Regions from separate parts of the Homo sapiens genome. Here region 1 is linked to region 2. Evidence: chromatin loops called from intact Hi-C (ENCODE). Cell type or tissue: prostate gland. All regions are shown on one strand. Region 1 overlaps LTF (lactotransferrin). Region 2 overlaps FYCO1 (FYVE and coiled-coil domain autophagy adaptor 1).

The links. Hi-C counts contacts between places; a loop is a spot of excess contacts. Peaks named below come from ENCODE experiments on the same cell type or tissue, not always from the same donor. Only the 100,000 strongest peaks of a DNase experiment are listed, where the experiment ranks them.
Region 1: a loop joins it to region 2, with 2.9 times the contacts of the local background. A loop is called at or near these places in 8 of 110 quality-filtered maps.

What each region holds. Positions count from the first base shown.
Region 1 is chr3:46,443,484-46,445,983 of GRCh38, reverse strand. LTF (lactotransferrin) reads left to right here. Exons shown (of 17, transcript NM_002343.6): 12 at 548-703; 13 at 2,402-2,500. Among named protein-coding and RNA genes, the nearest start is that of LTF, 20 kb to the left of the region's middle. In prostate gland, no CTCF peak of the experiment used is centred here; no DNase peak of the experiment used is centred here.
Region 2 is chr3:45,943,926-45,946,425 of GRCh38, reverse strand. All of the region lies in intron 14 of FYCO1 (FYVE and coiled-coil domain autophagy adaptor 1), which reads left to right. All of the region lies in intron 1 of CXCR6 (C-X-C motif chemokine receptor 6), which reads right to left. Among named protein-coding and RNA genes, the nearest start is that of CXCR6, 1.7 kb to the right of the region's middle. In prostate gland, no CTCF peak of the experiment used is centred here; no DNase peak of the experiment used is centred here.

The DNA of each region.
Region 1 (2,500 bases), 500 kb before region 2:
GCCCTTGGTGGGTGTCTGTCAGATGCATTCTCTCAGGAGGACAACGGCAACCATGTTGAGTTCAACCAGTGCAGGGTGGGTTCAGACTCAGCTCAGGGCAGTCCCTGGGGACATGTGCCCCTGTACCCACACAGCCGTTAGCTGGCTGGATGTTGGTGCTCTTGCCTGATGCACACTGTGGTTGGTGATTTATGCACTGTTGGGGTCTCTCTTGTTGTTTATAGTGTTTGTTGCTGTAGAAGCTTACACTGAGAGATGCATTGCTGGTTTGTAACTCAGGGACATTGTGTGGCTGGTTGAAGACAGTCCCCTGTAATCACTAAAATAATCAGCTTTTCTTACTGTTTTATTTCATCAATCTCACCTTAACATAAGGCAGCAGCTTATGCTTTCTCGGTCTACCTAAAAAGGCCAGTTCTTTGAGGGAATCATTGCCTGGTGTTGCTTCTTGGCCTGTTTTGGCCTGGGCTGTAGACAGCTCCACTGGAATCCATGTGCCAGGCCTCCTGGAGGTTAAGACTTGTTTTTCTGTCATCTGTTATGCCAGGATATCTTGCTGTGGCGGTGGTTAGGAGATCAGACACTAGCCTTACCTGGAACTCTGTGAAAGGCAAGAAGTCCTGCCACACCGCCGTGGACAGGACTGCAGGCTGGAATATCCCCATGGGCCTGCTCTTCAACCAGACGGGCTCCTGCAAATTTGGTAAGGAGTTCCAAAGGTGCGGTGGGTGGGCCACCCTGGAGGGTAGGCATATTGTGCTGTGGAACCTTAGGGAAGGGAGGGGAGGGGATTTGCAGGCTGATAGTGGCCTGCAGGCCTCTTCCAGCATAAGGAAATTCTCCCTGTGGCTGCCCCCTGGAGGCGTGGGTGCACTGGGGGTTTCCCTGCACAGCACTTCCCATGCCCCATTCACCCCACCCCAAGATTAAAGATTGGAATATCTGCCTATTTCGCTGCACCCTAAGAATAAATGCAAGTTCCAAGATGTGCAAATGCTTTTTACCTCTTGGAGCTCCAGACCTAAATTCCTCTTAAACTCTGGCTTCCCAGCTTGGGGAAAGATGTCTGCCTGCCTCATGAAAGGTGACTCCTGTTACTAAGCAAAACTGACGCTTACTCTACACTGCAACGGAGCCTGAATAAGACCTCAAGAGCCTGGCTCCACCTGCTTCTGCAGTTTTCTCTCCCCACCACACCCCACACTCATCCTAGTCAGCATCAGCCACACCCTGCCTGCTGTGGGCCCCGTGGCATGGTGTGTAGCACATCCTCAATGTGACTCCCTTCTTGTATGGGCGTCTCCTAGGGCAGGGGCTCCACTGCATGGGTTTTTGATCCTGGCCGGGGCAGGCAGCTTTCACGTGGCTCTGCTCCTCACCAGCTCCATGGCAGCCTCTGAGCTGTAGGGAAACTGCCAGGATGGAATGGGAACTCCCAGCTTTTCCTGAGGTTGACACATAGTGTGGCTCTTCCAGCAGCAGTGGGAGTCTGATAATGGGTGACGTTTGCTCAGTGGGGCAGAGCTTTCTTGTCACCTTTGTTTATTCTTTCTTGGGTTAAATCACACAATGAACGAATTCAGATCAGGTTCAGCTGCAAGGAACAGAAAACTCCTGAAATAGTAGAGGCTTAAACAAGACAGAAGTTAATTTCTGTGTCATGTAGTCCAGAGGTGGTTTGCCTAGGGCTGGTATGAAGACAATATGGGGTCTGGAACCTGGGCTTTAATCATTTGGCTACTCTGCCATTTGTGTGGCTTTCATGCTCAAGGTCACCTCATGGCCCACATTGCATCTCTAAGTCCAGTCCCTGCTTCTGCATTCTATGTGCAGGATGAAGAAAGAGAAGGAGAAGAAAGGGCAAAAGGCATGTACCAATTGTCTTTCAAGGATGTTTCTGAGAAGCTGGCGCCCAACACTCCTGCTGATATTTCACTGGCCTATAGCTACCCATATGGCCATATGAGCCCCAGGGAGTCTGATAAGTCTAGTCTTTATACCAAAGGGCCAAGCACCCAGATACAAAGCAGGGTTTCCATTACTGATAAAAACAAAATCAGATCCTGGACTAGGCAACTCACAGGCTCTGCTGCACACAGCCATCACGGTCATGAGCTGAGTCCCCAGCTCAAGGCTGTGATGACGGGACCCTCCAGGCAGCCACAGCTCTCATCCCCAGCCTTAGTTGGGTGTCCATCTGTGCCTACAGTCTGAATGAAGCTTTTCTGGTGGGTCCTATGTTGGTGACAACATGTTGCTTTGTGATGGTGAGTGTGTTCTATCTAGATTGCTGTCCTGGGAAGTCTAATGAACTGAAACCACCCTGCATCGGCTGTTAGGTAAAGGTTGCTTGTGTGGACTCAGGTTTGAAGAGCTGACTCCCCGTGTTCCTTCTCTCCAGATGAATATTTCAGTCAAAGCTGTGCCCCTGGGTCTGACCCGAGATCTAATCTCTGTGCTCTGTGTATTGGCGACGAGCAGGGTGAGAATAAGTGCGTGC
Region 2 (2,500 bases):
GAGGATGGCATTCTTTGTCTTCCTGCTATCCCATTGACCACATTTAGGGGGCAAATAGTCATCTTCTAAACCCACCCACTGGGATGTGTAGAAACAGCACAGTCCAGTATATTGAAGATAACCAATTCTGAGGGGAAATTGCTCAGACAGGATGAGGACTCTCCATTAGCCTGAAAATTCTCAGGATCTCACCCATCTGGGAGACAACTCATAACTGACCCCTAAGCACATTCCATAAAATCCTGTGCTCAATTATTTTGAAACCAAAAGTCGCTTTGCTGCCAGGTGGGCACAGTGCTGTTTGGAAGAGCAACACTGATGATGGATGGTTGAGCCCACTGATAATATGAGCTCATCAATGGAACATGCCTGTTTTCATCTCCCCCTGCCTCACCACAGTTGCCCACCCATCCTGAGCCCCATTTCCTAATAAATTGTGAAAGCTAAAGCAAGTGCCCCTACCAGGGGGCTCTCCTATCAAGGAGACTCCTGGAGACCACAGGTGTTTGGGGATGGCAAGACTGCTCTGCCTGGGTAGGTAGTCCTTCCTGCCTTTACTTCCCCTCAATTGCATAGATTTTCAAAGGCTACTAATGGGGAAACAAAGCATAGAAAAGCCCACGACTGCCCAGCACTTTGGCTGAGCTGGCTTCATGGTTAAAGCATTGGGTGGTTCTCCTCACTTCCCAACTAAACTTTCCCCTTCATCAGTTAACACAGTTTATGGCATTCTACCATCAGAGCCTCATTTCCTGAAGACTTCTGAACAAGAAGTCTCTTAAAAGGTAGATTTCCCCAAAGCGGAACCTTGCCTTAGCTCCTGTGATTGGCAGGTTAGGACTTAGGGGCCTCATTTAACAAGCAGAAAACCCAATTGAAATGGGATGCCAGATGGGCAACCTTTCTTACCCAGGGCACCAGCCCTTCAAGATGTCACTTCTCTCTGACCCTTCCCTCTGCCCTGTGACCCTGCCAAAGACCATGGACAGGACAAGGGATCATGTAACCTGTGGTGTGGGAGCAGGGGCAGCTGCGGCAACATCAGCCCATGAGTGCCAAGTCTGCCCTTGCTACAGGACTGCAGATACTCAACATGCAGCAGCTCATTTCCAGTGACCTGGAGCCATGTCTGGCCAGCACCTCTAGAAGATGTATGAAGAAGAGCAGGTGTTTGGACAGAATCTCTGCCAGCAAAGTCAAAATATTGCCTGACCAGACAAGTGCATATAAACGATGAGGTTACCTTTCCTAATCCACTCAGAAACACTTCTGTCGCTGACTTTGAGTCCTGACTGGGAGCAGTGTCTCCGATGCTGCTGCTTGCCTCTGTCTTTCCAGGGACCAAAGTGCCCTTTCTCTCTAGCAAGGAAGGATGCTGCCTTTGGGCTAAGACTGCTTAATAAAAATCCTTGCCCTTACGTCACAATTGTTAGATCTCTAAGGGTGATAGGTCAGCCAGTAGACATCCTGCCCCCCACAAGCTCTCTGGGGCACTGTATTAAGTAGGTCAGATGATGTGTATGTGTTATTGATTCACATGGGCAAAAACATATTTTTTCATCATTTAAAATATGAAACAGGTGGCTTTGCTCTTAAGAATAATGTTCAGCTCCCCATTATTGCTTGACTCGCTCTCGCCTTTTTTTGGTATCTTCCTGTTCCAGCTTTTGCTGGTCCCTTATGCTGCCATTACACATTTCCTCAAAGGACCTGTGCAAATTCATGTGTAATAATTGGTAAACTTTGATGTATAATAATTGGTAAACAGATTGGGCCTGGACAGTGCTGTGCAAATAGAGTATGAAAAATTACTTTCCCTTCTAGGCGAACTAAAAACATTCATTTCTTTATCCTCTATAATTAAAATCCTATTTTGTTTTCTGAAAATTAAAAAAAAAATCTACAACTTTGGAAGTAGTGTAAAAGTCTGATAATGATGAAGCAAATTACAATTCATACATAAAATAGAATATACTTAAATGTTTAGGAAGTATTTTTACTGATTTTGGAAAATGCAATACAGTTAAATTGCTAAGAACAGTGTAAACACAAAGTAAATATGCAAAATAAGTATTAACTATTACTATTACAACAAATAGATGTCAAAAGGATATAAAATTGTGATTCTTAACCTTTTTTGACCATAAACTCCTTTGAGAATCTCCTAAAAACTGCAGACCTTTTCTCAGAAATAATGTATATATATATACACACACACACACACACACAGACACACACGCACACACACAAACACCCCTACAATTCTGGGAGTCCATGAACCCCTTGAATCCTTCTGCCATGTATTCTGTGGGCCCTCACATAAGAGTTCATGATAAACTATGTGATTTTAACTGACCGTACTTTTAGAAACCTGGAAAAAATGATCACATTTTATTAACAGTTGGCCTCCAGCTGGTGGAATTATGGGTGACTTATTTCTTCCTTTTTTTAAAATAGTTTTCAAAGTTTCTACAGTAGTATGTTGATTTATATTGAAAAA